Regions from separate parts of the Mus musculus genome. Here region 1 is linked to region 2. A link is a loop called in an ENCODE intact Hi-C map of the cell type or tissue named here. Cell type or tissue: left cerebral cortex. All regions are shown on one strand. Links, peaks and the distances in the headings refer to the core of each region. The heading gives the core; the rest is flanking DNA. Region 1 overlaps Gm40050 (a long non-coding RNA gene). Region 2 holds the start of Postn (periostin, osteoblast specific factor).

Region 1 (8,338 bases), core at 127-8,126, 230 kb before region 2:
CAAAGTCTTTTATTCTCGAAGATCTTCTTGTGGCTCAGAACACTTTGTCAAGTGTTCAATTTGAACTCCTGAGCTATGTGCAGTATGCTGTTCGATGAATTCGACTCTAGTTATCGACTGATCCAGTTGATTGATGGTGCAGCTGAACTCATTTTTAACTAATGTCTTTGTGTGTGTGTGTAAGCCTTTTAGTGTGTCCTATATTTTTTTCTTGAAAGCGGGATATCCTGCATTGTCCGTAGGTGTGGAGAAATGCAGTGGCAAGGAGTGGTCGGGAAGCCGGAGCTCTCAGGCTGGGAGAAACCGAGGTTCCTGCAGCATCGCTCTCCCTGCCGGCCCCTCGGCTAGGATAAGTCGGCCATCACTGGAAAGAGAGGCCCATTGGACTTGCAAACTTTATATGCCCCAGGACAGGGGAAGGCCAGGGCCAAAAAGTGGGAGTGGGTGGGTAGGGGAGTTGGGTGGGGGGAGTGTATTGGGGACTTTTTGGATAGCATTGGAAATGTAAATGAGGAAAATACCTAATAAAAAAATTAATTCTAAAAACAAAACAAAACAAAACAAAACAAAAACCTTTACAAGTCAGTTTCTCCAGAGCGGACCCGACTGAGAACAGAGCATCTAACAATGATTCCTTTCCCGGAGTTGGAAGCATGGGTGAGTTTTCTCAAATGTCCACTGTAAGGATTAGCTGAAACTCTGAGAAGTAAAGTTGACAGCCGTGTCAGGCCCCACTGTGGCTGGCATTTCCTGAGTTCAGACTCTTCCCGCCGAGCCTGCAGTGAGCCTTGCGTTGGTTACACTTCCGCCTTCCCTGCCAGCCTGCTCTGGGTTCCGGTGGTGGGGCAGTGGCTGGGGACTATGAAGCCACCTGGGTTTTCCAGTTTGTTCAACTTTCAACTTACTGTTAGAGAATAGAAAGTGTCTCGCATGCCCAGGCAGAAAACTGAAGTCTGTTTTCTAAATTTCAAACTTTAGTTTTTTTAGTTTTTCTTTTTAAAACTTTTTTTTTTTTATTAGCTATTTTCTTTATTTATATTTCAAACGTTATCCCATTTCCTGGTTTCTGCTCTGAAAAACCCCTATTCCCTCCCCCTGCTCACCAACTCACCCACTCCCACTTCCTGGCCCTGGCAGTCCCCTATACTGGGCATAGAGCCGTCACAGGACCAAGGGCCTCTCCTCCCATTGATGTCCATCTAGGCCATCCTCTGCTACATATGCAGCTGGAGCCATGAGTCCCACCATGTCTACTCTTTGGTTGGTGGTTTAGTCCCTGGAAACTCTGGGGATACTGGTTGGTTGATATTGTTGTTCCTCCTATGGGGTTACAAACCCCTTCAGCTCCTTGGGTCCTTTCTCTAGCTCCTTCATTGTGGACCCTGTGCTCAGTCCAATAGTAGGCTCCGAGGATCCACCTCTGTATTTGTCAGGCACTGTCAGAGATTCTCAGAAGACAGCTATATAGACCTTTTGTGAAAAACATTTGTTCTCCTGGGTCACAAGTCTCAAGGTCTGTCTGAGATGCAGAGGGAGTTCAGAGCCGTCCTGGTTAACCTGGTGAAGCCTTAATCAAAGAGTAAAAATAATAAATAAGTAAACAAATAATCAGAAAGTAGGAAATAAGTAGGGGATGGGTAGAACACTTATCTAGCACGATTGAGGCCAGGTATTCCATCCCCAGTGCAGGAAAAATAATAGAAGTAGGGGCTGGAGAGATGGCTCAGTGGTTAAGAGGACTGCCTGCTTTTGCAGAAGACCTGGTGCCCACAACCTCCTGTGCTCCAGGTTAGGGGATTCAACTCCATATTCTGGCTTCCATAGGTACCTGCCTTCACATGGCATTCACACACACACACACACACTCACACACTCACACACACTCACACACTCACACACATGCACTCAGACACACACACACGCACACACACACACTCACACAATCACACACACACACACACACACACACACACAGAGGAAAATAAGATTTAAGTTGAAGAAAAGAAAGGTTTACTTCTCACTGATCTTTTTGGATTTGGTTTTGTTGTGTATCGAAACAAAGTCACACTCCCCATGTATCCCAGAAAGGCCTTCAACTCACAGCCCTCCTGCCTCAGACTCCCTCAGCTGCAGCCATAGGTGGGGGCTGCTGTGCCTAGCTTGTTACGGTTCTGAAGGCTCCAGAGTCCAAGAGCAAGTCATCACCAAACTAGACTGTGGTGGGGGCTCACTCTGCTTTATAATAGTGCTTTGTCGATGCACCCTTACATGGTGGAATGGAGAAGCAATCTCTTCAATCAATAAGGGTACCAGTTCCACCCAGGAGAGCAAAGTTCTGGGGGCACTTAAACCACAGGCTTGCAAATACCACACAGCACCATTTATCATTGCTGTTCCTATCTCACACCGGTTCCCTCAGGCATCTGAACATACCTGATGCTCTAGGAAGGAAACCGGCATTGTCATCATGTCATGGCTGTTCATACCACCTGACACACCGCCAAAGACTTCATGCTTCAGTGGTCTGAGGTAGAAAACACACAGAGAAGCAGCCTGGGATTTGAACGTAGCAGCCCTGAGAGCAGCTGACTGCCAGCTGTGTCACATCGGGGAAGCATTTAAACTCATTTGCATGGTGGACTTATTAGTTACAAGTCTGTCACAGGGCTGTCATTTCAAAAAAGATGAAAAACATATTTATACTACAGCAACTCTAGCTTTTTTTTGTTGTTGTTGTTGTTATTTATCATTATTCCTAAGACAAGAGTCTGGTTCTTAAGGATTTTTCTACTACTAACAGAAAACAGACCCAAAGATAGAAGGGGGTGGGGGGCGGTTATTGGTTCCCCTGACTCAAAATTGAGGAGTGTCTGCTGCAGGAACGGTTTGATCAGGAGGACGAATTGTCCTCAGGTCCTGCTGTCTGTCTTTTCAGACATGTCTTTGCCTACATGTGGCTTCGTCTTACCTTCACATGACATCAGTAGCATGGTCAGACGCTGTAGACAACAGGCACCTCTACTAACAGGAACTCATTTCTTTCTGGACATTTCTGTGCAAACCACAGGATTCACCCTAATTGGACCTAGTTAGATGGCATGCTCATTTCTAAAACGAACTGGTTAGGATGACTGACTCAAATCTGAGTCACAGAAGCCTTCTCCAGAGCCTGGTGGCATAGGAGCGTGGGACTTATAACCAAGAGGAGGGCAGCAGGCACTGGGATAGAGAAGGCATTATACTGAGAGGTTTGATGCTTCTGAGATGACGCCATTTTCTTCCGAGAATGCTGGACTCGGGAGAGAAAGCGTTCATAGAAGGGACTGCCTATTTGCTTTAAAGTCATCTTCCCCTTCCCCTTGTTTGTCTGAATCCCGTAATTATAATATGCGCTACATCTTTCCTTTCCTTCTGGCAGATGGTTGTTCCCCATCTGTTTTGAATCGAGTGATGTATAGGAAAGCCACATTTTCCTAGGGAGGAGCCTGGCGAGCCGAGCCGCTCACTGGGTCTGCTTAGCACATTCTTCGTCTTAGCTTTAGGGCAAGATTTATACAGGGCACCGGCCAGCGTTTGCCCTGAAACGCTGCAGATGATTTAAGGTTTCACTGCACTTAAGCACTTTCCACAGCTAAAACCAAATGTTACATTCGCAAAGCTCTTCTGAGGCAGATAGTTAGCGTTTTTTTTTTTTTTTTTTTTTTTTTTTTTTTTTTTAAACAGGCGTAGCATGAGCGAGTTTGTATTTTTCTTAATCTAATTTCATGTACATTTGCTTATTTTAATAGTAATGCTGGATGTAGCAAATTGAAACTGAAATAATATTTATTTTCTAAATCCTATTTAAAAAAAAACCAATCACAGGTAACTACTTGTACTTTTTAAGTATCCGTTTCACAGAGGTGGTGGTGGTGGGGAACCAATTCACTTTTTAAAGAACGTCCTCTCACATAGTGCAAAACATCAAGTCACTTCAAATCTAGAGCTCTTCTTTTGAAGGAGGCAGATCATTCGAGACAGCTGTAGTCAGAATGCAGAGGACAGCTGACCCTGGGGTGCCCAGCTCCAACACAGCCTCTACAAGTAAGGCTCAGGGAGCATGGGAGAAGAGAGGGTCTACAGATAGTAAGAGTCCAATGATCAAGATACCTGATGTGAGATTGTTTTTTATATGAGACAATGAACTGCACCCACGGAACTGCACCAATACGATCTCCTAACGGAGACCTGTGCAAAGACAACTTGTTGACTTGCCGAGGTGGGTAGGGGAATCTCATATGGCCCCATCTCTAGACTGAGAGCTGCAGGCAGGGAACGGTGGATGTAATGGGAAGAATCAGTCTTCTTCAGGGACAAGGCCCCTGAGAGATTTCCCAGTTCCACACGGTCAGCCCTGAGCACGTGTGCATGTGCACATACGAGCAACAGCAAACAGACCCAGCCGGTTAAATGTATACGTCTGTCTGTGTGTAAGTAAAAATAATTAAAGAGCAAGAGGTCGTGATTTTAAGAGGGAACAGAGAGACATGGGAGAAGTTGTAGGTGGGAAAGGGAGCCATTAGAAAGGATAGAAATACTCATATATAATATTCTCAAAAAAGTGTTGGGCTGGTGAGATGGCTCAGCAGGTAAGAGCACTGACTGTTCTAAAGATCCAGAGTTCAAATCCCAGCAACCACATGTTGGCTCACAACCGTTCATAATGAGATCTGACGCCCTCTTCTGGTATGGCTGAAGTCAGCTACAGTGTACTTATGTATAATAATAAATAAATCTTTAAAAAAAAGTTTGGCATTTTAGATTAAAATATGATTGTTAAGAAGAGTGACGTTTAGAAAGAAGCCGGGCAGTCTGCAAAACTATAGTTATGATCAACTTGAAAGCAATGGGGTGACACACCCACCTAGGATAGCACGTCTCTACTGGGGCTCGCAGAAAGCAACACAAGGCTTTCAGATCTTGTAGTCTCCCCTCCCCCAGCCTGAAACCTGCTTGCTCAGGGGTGGAGCTTCCCGCTCAAACTTTTTGCCACGCCCACTGCTGGAACCTGTCGCTTTGCTGTTCCGAAGCCATCACGTGATCACCCTGCTACTGGACTCCAAGATTATTTGGTGGGAATTGGGCCCCTCCCCCTTCCTTTATAACTGAGTGCCGAAATAGTAAAAATTGAACCTTGAGCAGAGAGCTTTGTCTTGGTTCCTTCCTTATCTCGCGCAGCCCAGCCCCTCTTCTCTTCCAGGTTTCCAAAATGCCTTTCCAGGCTAGAACCCATGTTGTGATCTACTGGCCAGACACAACAAGATCTGATTTTGTTTTGTTTTATGCTTGCTTGCTGCTTTTTCGTTTGACTGTGTTGTCCCAGGAATAAGTGCTGTTCTGGTATCATTAAAGATCTGCGAGTGAATGCAGAAATCAACACCCCAGCTGACTGATAGAAGCTATTTTTCCTTTTTCATAGGTCTTTCCCTTTTTCTGTTACTGCTTGGTCGCCATCAATAAGTTTTCCCATCAGGACCAGAAGTTAATAAAAAGGTGGGTTTGGTTTGCCTTCAGTAACTGATGCCTGCCGAGATTGGGGCAAGGAAGAGAGTCACTGCCCAGGTATCTGGCCTATTAGACACTCAGTGACATCAGCAGGGAGCAGCGGTCCCCTTCTACAATCTGTCACATGTGCTGACAAAATGAAGAAGAAACTGGGAAGTTCTGTTGAATCTCCCACATACAACCGTGATGCGCAAGGTCTCGGTGCTGTGTGGTGCCTTTGTCTACTAGATAACAACTGCTTTGCTTTAAGCCCGGCTTCAACTTTTAAGATTTTCCCTGAAAATTTTTCTCACCTCATATGGATTTCAACTCTCAAGCCCGTGTTTAGGATTAAAGGTGTTACATGTTCAGTGTTTAGAAGGATGCTGGCAGATACCCGGTACTTTGTGAGTCTTTATCATAATTACAGAACAGAGTGAACCCCAGCAAGGAAGAATCGAGACTTAGGATTTTTATCATAGCTCTTTGTCCAGCCAAGCCTGTGACTCTACCTGGGCCACAATTCTTCCCATTTTATATTTAGTGCAGTGACAGCTCCAACATCACAAGAGTGTTTTTGCATTTAAATGAGATAATATAGGCAAGGCACTGAGAGCAGCACCCACACAGAATTGCTGCAGAAATGCATCATGGTTCTTATAGTCAGCATCTGGGTCCCATTCCAATCCTCCAGAGCATGTAGATGTCATTAACTTACTCTGTTTTCATTGCTTCTAAAAGAGACGCCCTTGTGGACAACTGGGTTTTACCTTCAAACTAGCTATGCTTTGTTTTTTATATCATTATCCACTATTATGGTCAATGGTTAAACACACCTAACCTCCAACGTCGTGAATGCAAGTGAGCGTACATGTTCTGAGTGTGAGAGGAGATTGGAGAATGCATACCGAAGGACTTTTATGGTTTGACTTGGGTCTTGCCCTCTTGCAGGAGTGGTACCCAGAGACAGCCACCAGTGTTTGCAGAGTTGGCACCACAGGGCCCCGACTTCTGCCATCCCTAGGCTGTGCAGCTGGTGCAAAAGGACCAGAGAGAAAATACTACTTTAGAAATGGTGGGAATGGCTGCTGTGCCTCACGCCGAGCTCCTGAGGACAGCACACGTGGCTCACTGAACACTGTCAGCAGCTTATTTTCTCTGATGGTTGTTGGAGCATCGATATCGAGAAAATGACTTCCTTAGTGGAGAGATGTTGGAGAAAACTAAACTCAAACTGCAAAGTGGAGGTGGGATGAAAAGTTCTGAAATAACATAATGGAAGGACAGCAAGATGGAACCCAGGGTATGATCCAGTCCAATTGTTCACCAACACGGCTTTATAATCTTCAACAGATTGCTACCCTGGGACGGGCTGTGTCACACTATAGCTACCGATCACCCTAGTTTTCATCTCAACCTTCCAGACAACACACACCACAGCCCTGTTGTGTAGGAGAATAACTTTCACCTCAGAAAAAATGTCCTACAAAAACCACTGGGATATCTTTTCATCGGCCAGGAAGAGAGATCAGATGGAAACCCCAATTTATCAGATCTGTGTGGAGCGATGGAAACAGCAACTATGTAGACAGACATGACACATCCTATTGAGAAATTTTCCTTTAAAATTCTCTTTTAAAGCTCATGTGTATCTGAAACAATAGTTATACCATGATATTTCATAAATAATATGGACATAGCAGGCCAAAGAAAGGGAAAGGAGAAGGGGAGAGCTAAAGAGCTGTGTACTTTCATCTATCTTTCTCTCTCTCTCTCTCTCTCTCTCTCTCTCTCATCTTTCAATCTACCAACTTATCTATCCTCATCATCACCATTATCTATCATCTATTTTCATCATCTATAATTTATCTATCATCAATAACCTATCTGTCTGTCTGTCTGTCTGTCTCTACTTAACATATATCTAGCATCAAATACCTAGCTACCTACAAAATGAGGCACTAGATTAAAAACTACTGAATGAAAAATGCCATGAGATATATAGTAAACAAATGGAAACTTTTAAGCATAAGTTCAGATATGCTGATAATGTGTGTTTATATTAAGTGTGAATGGACACCATTTGAAAGACAGATATTGCCAGACTGGATAAAATACACAACAACAAAAGGCTGTGCGTTAAGAACCACAGTGATTCAGAGATACGGGTGTGAGTTTCTACATGCAGCTGCCCTGCTGTGATCTGAAAACATTGTTCCTTCACACCTGTCTACCTCCCCCTGAAAGCATTGTGCCTTCACACTTGTCCATCTCCCCTGGCTCTTGCACTTTTCCTTTCAGTCCTAAACCTGGGGAGGAGGGTGTGTGACACTCTGCACTGTGCTTACACCACGAATCTTCACTTATCTTTATAAATTCTACATTTTTCCAGTTGATTCCATGCAACTACGGCGACTTTGCTATCTACATTGCTAAAGCAAATGGAAATTTGACCTTGGAGAGCATCTCTCAACTTAAACTTAAAATCAACCTTTAAAAACACACTTCTCCTGAAGATATGATAGCGTTGCTCTGAGCTATTTAACACCAAAGCCGTACCCGCTGGCTGAGACGTTCCTTAAGACAATACTAAATCTTCTGATAGACTGAGACCCCATCAAAGCAATTGGAATGTCACACACAGCTCTCTCTTATTAGGTTTCCTCTGTCACCAAGGACATATCTTTACATAGGCCATGACCACACATACTCCACTGTGCCCTCTAAGGGGCTTCTGCATCCATGCTCTGGGGTGCTTTGAGCAGCCAGGCTTAGTGGATGTTAGGTGTTTGTTGCTCTCACACAGACAGCTGCT
Region 2 (8,338 bases), core at 263-8,262:
CTATGGTGAAAGCCATCAGAGTGGATTTATGTGGTGTTGGGGATCAAACCCAGGGCTCTGTGCATTTGGGGAAAGCAGTCAACCAAGTAAGCTCTATTTATAACTAAGATACAGAGTTACTTTTAAAAATTATCATCATTTATTATTCATTAATTTATCAATTATTGTTATTAATTTAACTGTTCTATACAAATTTAAACTTTCCTATTTTGTTTTAGCTTCTTTTTTTGTAATGTCAAAGAGTTGTCTCAACTGAAACAAGGGAACTGCGTGTGACCCCAATGCAAATCTTCATTTGCCCCCCTTGTGACAATTATACTTCTTTGTAGAAATTAATTGAATGTTCTTGTGAATTTGATTTAAGCACATTGTAAACAATAAACATAAGATATGTCTATAGGAAGAGACCTGAAGATCAATAAGATGAGAACAGGACACTGTGTTTATGAGACAAATGTCTACACCAAACATTAATACAATCTGATAATCAGCTCTGAAGCAGAAAAAGTCATGCTGGGGAAGGGGCGAGCTTGCAGAACAGTGGCCTGGGACCTCAGCTGAGAAGTGGACAATGTGTTTATCTGAGGGGATGTTTCAAATACAACAAAAACGTTTAGGTTTTGTTCACAGAAAGCACATATGCTACACACAAATCCATTTTTCTATATGGCCAGGAAGTCACATAAAGCAAGAAAAAAGCATAATAATTGCTCTGCACAGCTTGGAGGTGGGGAATTTGCCCTCACTATCTGAGTAGTAACAAAAATGTCACAGAAAGCCAACTGAACATGTCACTTGCACCAACAGGGAGCCTGTGGAATGCTTTATGGAAGGGATTCTACATTACTATAAACAGTGCCTTAAACCTAAGCCTAGGGATGCTGATGCCTTCTTGAGACCTGGCCTGTTTCTTTCTAGTAAATTCCCAATGTCGCTGATTAACCAGAAGACAACTTAAAAAGCTGCATGACACAGAAGATGCTGGCAAGGACGTGTCAGGAAGGGAGTGGAGGGCAAGCCAGGCTTCCTCCCTGTCCATTCCATTGGTTTCTTTGCTTAGTTGAGGTTAGCATTTGTATTTGTCTCAGTGAAGAGATGTAAATGTGATTTTGAAATGGAAGCAACTGGAGGAAATTTTGCCAAGGGTACATTGTTAAAGTTTTGGTAAAATGTCTGGCTACCAGCACAACTTTTGGTTAATGGAAAACAAGAGACTCGACTTTGGTTGTGTGACAACTTTGGCATCTCTAATATAGTTACATTGTGAAAATAAGATGACTTTAACTTCCAGAAAGAACATGAAAATACTTTCCTTAAACACTCAACATAGGAAGATCACTGACTTCCCAAGCTTAAATAGTTCTGCATTGAGTGTTTGTCCCAATGGCACGAGGATAGAAATTGTCTTTCTATGTATGTATGTATGTATGTATGTATGTATGTATGTATGTATGTATTTAAAGGTTTCTCACTTTGGAGCTCAAGGTATCCTAGAGGTTGTAGAGGTTGGGGCAGTCTTCTTGCCTCAGCCTCTTTAGAGGGTACATGAAGTTCACCATGGTATCTTAAGTACATATTCAGATCCTCCAGTCCTCAAGGCTACCTCATAGAGGATCAGGTTGATGGCAGCAAGGGGCCCTTCCATTATTTTCAACACTGGGATGACATGAGCTATCCTACCTTTGAGACAGCACCCTCTTTGTAAAATGATAAATTGGGCAAGTGATTAACTTTTATAGACCTAGTGTTCTTATTTTTCTTACCAATAGCTATAGTGAAATAAATCAACAAACATGTCTACTACATCGTCAATCATGTTTTCCATCTCTAAGTTGATCAGTGAAATATACAGCAGAACCATGGGAGAATCATCCTTTTAGCTACAGGAATATTCGACCAAGTGATGGGCTTCACTGTCACTGTAATGGTTTCCTGGGGATCAGGCAGCCTGTGGAAAGTGCAACATCTTTCTCACTTTGTGCTTAGTGAAAATTCAGGGGTGAAGTGGAATCTTTATCATGATGTCTAAATGACTGGAGAAACATCTATTTGGGCTTTTACAATTTGACATTTCATATCAATTTGTTCTCCTTGATTCTGAGTGTGTGTGTGTGTGTGTGTGTGTGTGTGTGTGTGTGTGTGTGTGTATAGATATAAGACAAGCAAATGAAACACAGAGTGTATTAGGATCTCTTAAGACAGAAGAGGACAAAACAACAAAGAGTGTACAATGAGTAGAGACCACATTTTTTTTTTTTCACATAGATTCAGGACATATCACATGGTCACAGGGCCTGCTTTGGCCTCTTCAGCTTATGCACTTAGAGAGAAATCTACTCTTATAACAGTGGTGTTGAGAGGGAGCTTCTCTGCCTGTGCATGTGCCTTGCTTTAAAAACACATGAGTTTGGACAGTATCTTCAACTGGGGTGTGTGCCCAAGAAGAGGCAAATACCATCCTGTAGGCTCTTCAAACTTTCAATAAAGAAAAGGGTGAGACTCACGTTTTCTTCCCGCAGATAGCACCTTGATACCAGTTCTTACAGGAGCTGAAGTATTTCTTTTTGGTGCCCAGAATTTGCTGGAGGGCACAGACGTTTGGGCTGGAGATAGAGAGGGAGGAGGGCGAGGAAAAAAAGAGTTAATTGCTATGGCACCTGCCTCTTCCCAATTACAGGTCAGGTGACTGAAAGAAATGTTTGGGTGAAGTCCTGACATTCCAAGATGAGATCTCAACTTTGTATAAAGCTAACTCCTGTCCCAGTTCTATTGAGCTGCTGGCAAAAGCAGAAGTCTAAGAAAGATAGGAAGAGGAGGGAGAAGAGGAAAAAGGGAGGGGTATAGGAGGGAGGAGAGGATGTAGGGAGGGGAGGGGTGAGGAGAAGGGAAAAGGGAAGGGGGAGGAAGGGGAAGGCAGGGAAGACCACTGTATACTTGAGACTTATACCAGTATTTCAAAAAGTTAACCTGGCAGGGATATTTTAACAGAATTAGACTTAACAGAGTTTAGATTTATGTACAAACTACTGTTAATAGAGAAAAATTCCATTATTTTAAAACTAAGCATTTATTCATTTGGGAGATGGGTAGCTTCAGGATTTTTCTCGACAGCAGGAGACTGATGGTAAAGGACACAGGTTTTACTTCACACTCTGCTGTGTGACTCCCTAGGTGCTTACAGAAGTAGATTGGTGTTAAAAGTAACTTTTGAACAATGCCTTTACACAAATGAAATTTGTTTCTTTAAAGAGAACAAGTAAGAGTATCCTTCTCTATTGCAATTTTAAGCTTGCTTTCTCTTAAAGGGATGGAAATTCTACTCCACTGCTAAGCAGACTGCTCTGAGAACTCAGAAAAATGAAAATCCCCCTAAGGCTTAGGGAGGAATGCCAAGAGTCTCATGCAAAGTGTGCAGATGTTTGCTTGAGTTACTAAGATGTTTCTAATAACTTTTGAAAATCCTACATTTATCCTAGAAGATTAAAAAAATACTCCAAAAAGCCCAGAGTTAAATTTTCACATACAAAACAAAGGAAATTTGCACTGATATCTTGCAGGACATCTTAAAACCTTTGACATGATACCATTAAAGAGCAGACACTCTGATTTTGAAAACCATATTCTGCAGTAATGGAAAGAAATAAAATGCCAAGTAAACTGAATTAGTAAGGATTACCAAACTGTATTTCGTTAATTACATTAAAATTAACAACCCACATCAATTAAAAATACTTGCTATGTTGATAGCACTTCTTATGAGTTTAAGGCATATATATGTCATAGTAACTGTATATCTATCTACATCTATATATGTATATTTATAGAAGACCCATAATTGTTTCTTTTCCTATTACCTTGCAATAAGTAAAACAGCTCCCCTGTGGTGCATTTACAAGGAACTTCACGCATATTTCTAGAACAAGCTAAGTGAGACATAAAGATAAAACAAGCCAGGGACTTACCCCTGATCCCGACCCCTGATGCGGCTGTGAGCCAGGACCTTGTCATAGTAACTGTTGGCATTTGCAGGGTTAATATCACACAGGAACAGCAGCAGCAGAGCATATAAGGGCAGGAGAGGAACCATCTTCAGCCCTGAGCTCCGTCCAGGAAGAGATCTGGCCTGTGCTCTGGAGAGCTGAGTTTATATAGCTCTGGGCTGTGGGAGGGAGCAAGGCTGTGGGAGGGGGCGCTGGGCCAACCTGAAGCTTGCGATGGCCTTACAGAAGCACCAGCAGCCCTGGGCTGTCCCTGGAAATCTCCTGGGTTCTGAGCAATCTGAACTCTGTCTCCTATTTGTTTTCAATCATGGTGAGCCCGTTTTTCACTTCTATAGGTTTACATTGCGAAAAGAGCTGATTCTGAGTTTAGGGATCTCTCTGCCTTCTGTCTCTGCCACCACACTCTGTGTCTCTGAGCTCAGTTACTTTCCTGGTTTGATCTGATTGCACTTAAATCACTCCACAGCAGAACACGGAGAAGAGAAATCACAGGGGCATTTAACCCAAATCCTGGATAGATGTACAATGCATTTAAAGTGTGATTTCCACAGCTTATGTGGAAGAGACACATGCCCCTTGAAGTCCTATGAAACTGGGGCCATGTCTTTTCAACTCATAATGAGTATAGAGGGTTAAGTAACAAAGATCTACTTTGGGAGAATTTCTCTAACTTTTGAAATATATCTATCTATCTATCTATCTATCTATCTATCTATCTATCTATCTTTCTCACAATTTTACTTTTTTTTGTTTTCCATTACACACACACTGCATACTCTGATAAGCCCTGGAAACAAGTATTACTAATCCAGAAATAATGTGGCAATTAAATGCATATTAAGAAACAGGGTTGCTGCCAAGAGTATCCTTCTGCTTTCTGTAAGAACAACTGTACTCTCTTGGAGTTGAACCTCAGCATTCTTAGCTGAGGGAAGACACTTTGTTTTTTTGTTTTTTTGTTTTTTGTTTGTTTTTTAGGTCTTCACACATGACCAGATATGAGATGCAGAGAAACCTTTCGATGAAGAAGCTGCGAAGATACGAAGCTTCAGTTGGCAAGGAATGGAAACAGCCATCAGTCTCTGTGAATGCACACATTTTAAAGCATCTCTAGAGAGGGGGGTGTTTTCTGTGCTGTGTTGTGAAGCCCCCCCCCATACCCATTTATGGGTGTCAGTATTGTTTTCCCACTGACAAGGCAAAGACACTGTGGCTGTTTTACAGTTGGAAAAGTTGAAGGGAGGCCACATTAGTCCAGAGAGAATTCCTTATCTGGAGAGATGTGTAAGCTTCCCATGAGAAGTTTCCTTTCAGTGTTAAAATAATCCTGCAACTAACAGCTAATTTATTAAGTACACAGCCAAACAACACAGTTTGAAGATGAGTCAGAGGCCTCTGTCACTTCTGAAATTTTGGTATTAAAGGATTGAAAGTGTATAAAACTATCTCTGGAGAACTGGGAGAGAAGCTATCATGGAAAGTAAACTATGTTCCTTCCAGGGCACTTGTGTGATAGAAATCTAATCTCTTATTTATATTTATCTAAATGAAACTATTCTAACTTTAACTGCCTCTTTTTCTTGTTTGCTTTATAAATAGTTTTTGCTACTCTTAGTTTGTACAAATGGTGGGCTGTCCGTAACTGCTCAATGAAAAGGCAGCCGTATCTCATGCACATAAGGTCTATCTGATATCAACCAACTGGCTGTTAGAATGTTTATTGATGAGGTTACTGCAGTATTCTGACAAGCAGCACACATTCACTGTTTGGCACAAGGCAAAGCATACTCTCGTATGACAAAAAGGCACCCTGAAACCCCCTTTTTATAGTGTCCAATAATAGAAATCTGAAATCGTTCCACTCTGAGCATCATGTTTGAGACTTACCAAACTCTCATCAAGTCAACAAATGCCAACCCTTCGAAAATATTTACCAATTAGGATCAGTAATGACATCAGGGAGGTCTTCAAAAAAAAAAAAAAAAAAAAAAAAAAGAGCCGGAGACACACAGATCACCCATAAATCTTGAGAAGAACGAGAGTAGAGATTTTAGGTAAAGATGAAGAAATCAGAGTGCTTGAGAAACAGAGGCCAGGTCAGAAGAGTGATGCTGTATGTTAATTGTTGGAAGAAAGTCCAAAGCTAAAGTCTGGCTCTGAGCCAGTTTGGGGACGGCTGAGAAAAGGAAGGCAGTTTTGAAACTGAGAAGGGAAGCTAGCTGAAGTTGTAGAAGAGACTGGGAAAAAAATCCCCGGAAGGGCACACTCTCTTCCGGGGCTCTCATCAAAAGTCGCTCTCCACACAGGGCCCTTTCTCTTCAGCTCTGTGAAACTATGCTGACACTACTGACCCCTGCAATTTTCCTACCAGTCGGGAAGATGACGGAAATCATGAAAATGAAGTCCGACTTTCCAGGGCTGCAAAGTCTGACCCAGAGATGTAAGTCATTACTGAGAAAGAAATGGTTCATTATGTAGCTGAAGAGAGATAGTGTGTCTGAGAAACAGGGCCGTTTCTCTCTAGCCGCGGCATGCTGATTTATAGGCAGTTCTCTGTTATCTGGCCTCGGGAGACCATGAGGTCATTACACTGCCACGCTTACTCACCACTGTGAAACCAACCTCAAACTCCAGCAGTCCCTGGGACTCCTCGCGGACTCTGCACTCTGTAAGCCTGTGCACACAAACCATAAGCAGGATGCCCTTGGTCTTGATTGTATCACTAATTTTAAAATGCTTCTATATTAACATGCGGTCCATAGGTTGCCATGGCACATGAGCTCAAAAGTTGCTTACATATAGAATAAATAATACATGTAACTCTTATAACCCAGCCAAGCCTTGGAGTCAACCCTGCACCTTCTTAGGAAAAGTGCTTCTCACTACCTCCGCACCCGATCTGTGTCTCCACTAGCTTTCTCTAGTCCTGTAAATGGAAACTCTATGCAAGACTCGGTGATCTTTAGTGTCTTTGACTGAGGCCACTTTAAAAAAAAAAAAAAGATTGTTAGCTTGAAAGAATTTAAATCAAGAATCATGTACTAATTTCCATCTTTAAAATGTTGTGTATACATGAAATAAAATTGAGTATCACCAGCCAGCCTACAGAGGTCAAGAAGGTGAGCTATAGGTTTGGATATTCAGATTGGTAGATTGTAAAGGCTACCTTTATGGAGTGGGGTTTCTGAAGCATTCTTTTCAGTACAATATTTCCATAGCTTTCCACTAGTGTCCCCCAACACAGCCTGTAGTGACACAGGAACGACAACGGAACAATACTCAGGGAAAGGTGGGGTTCTCTGCACACCAGAATAGGAACCATGGTCTCTTGGCTGTTAACTGTGAAAGAAGCAGGGCAGAAGACTTTGGGGCGATGGAGGGTGGAGTGGTGTTTTCTCCCCCTCCTTGGACTCTGCCTTGGAAAGCCTTTTATGCAATGGGTCATTCCCCTATTGAGGAGTCAGCCATGTAAGCTTCACCCTCACTGAACTGAATGCATTTGCGCATTTAAAACAGAATGTATTTTTGTATTGTTGCCTTCTACTTTGTATTTCTCTAGAGACATCTAGTGGAGAAAGTGTGGTATACAAATGTGCTTAGAATCACTGGAAATGTCTGTCACATTTTGATTAAACTGATACATTGAAATTCATAGAAAACAACTTAATTTCAGAATGCCAGCCAAGTAGGAATTAGCAGTCTCTTCCAAGAAGTCTCCCCCAGGCTCATGCAGAAGGGACTAATGTGTGCTCTCAAATCTGGATGAAGAGGGAAAGGTATGGGAATGGTTGGAAATAGATTGCTTCGCTTTCTGAGTCGTTTTTTTTTTTTTCTACACTGGCTGACACATGAAAAGAAAGCATGACTATGTGTGTGCACACACATATGCTGTTACACACGTGTGTGCCTATACATAGAAGCCAAAGACATTGTGTGTCTTCCTCACTGTCCACCTTAGTTTATTCTTTAAGAATTTTGCATCACCCTGAGTGAGGTAACACAATCACAAAAGAACTCAAATAATATGTACTCACTGATAAGTGGATATTAGCCCAGAAACTTAATATAGTGAGATATAAGGTACAATTTGCAAAACACATGAAACTGAAGAATAACGAAGACCAAAGTGTGGACACTTTGTCCCTTCTTAGAATTGGAAACAATCACCCATGGAAGGAGTTACAGAGACAAAGTTTGGAGCTGAGACAAAAGGATGGACCATCAAGAGACTGCCATATCCAGGGATCCATCCCATAATTAGCCTCCAAATGATGACACCATTGCATACACTAGCAAGCATTTGGTGCAAGGACCGTAATATAGCCGTCTCTTGTGAG

What was found. A loop is a pair of places that touch in the nucleus more often than their neighbours do. Peaks named below come from ENCODE experiments on the same cell type or tissue, not always from the same donor. Only the 100,000 strongest peaks of a DNase experiment are listed, where the experiment ranks them.
Region 1: it touches region 2 in a loop (2.7-fold over the local background); 8 of 42 quality-filtered maps call a loop at or near these places.

The regions. Positions count from the first base shown.
Region 1 is chr3:54,582,636-54,590,973 of GRCm38, reverse strand. Gm40050 (a long non-coding RNA gene) reads left to right here. Exons shown (of 3, transcript XR_867293.1): 3 at 243-423. Among named protein-coding and RNA genes, the nearest start is that of Gm40050, 15 kb to the left of the region's middle. In left cerebral cortex, for the core only: no CTCF peak of the experiment used is centred there; DNase peaks (open chromatin) are centred at 3,206 and 3,469; H3K4me3 peaks cover 634 bases; H3K27ac peaks cover 592 bases.
Region 2 is chr3:54,356,892-54,365,229 of GRCm38, reverse strand. It overlaps Postn (periostin, osteoblast specific factor), which reads right to left and starts at 4,123. Exons shown (of 22, transcript NM_001198765.1): 1 at 3,963-4,123; 2 at 2,505-2,603. The coding sequence starts at 4,087. It overlaps Gm31095 (a long non-coding RNA gene), which reads left to right and starts at 4,159. Exons shown (of 2, transcript XR_375670.3): 1 at 4,159-4,311; 2 at 4,980-5,568. In left cerebral cortex, for the core only: a CTCF peak has its summit at 7,579; DNase peaks (open chromatin) are centred at 4,142 and 7,460.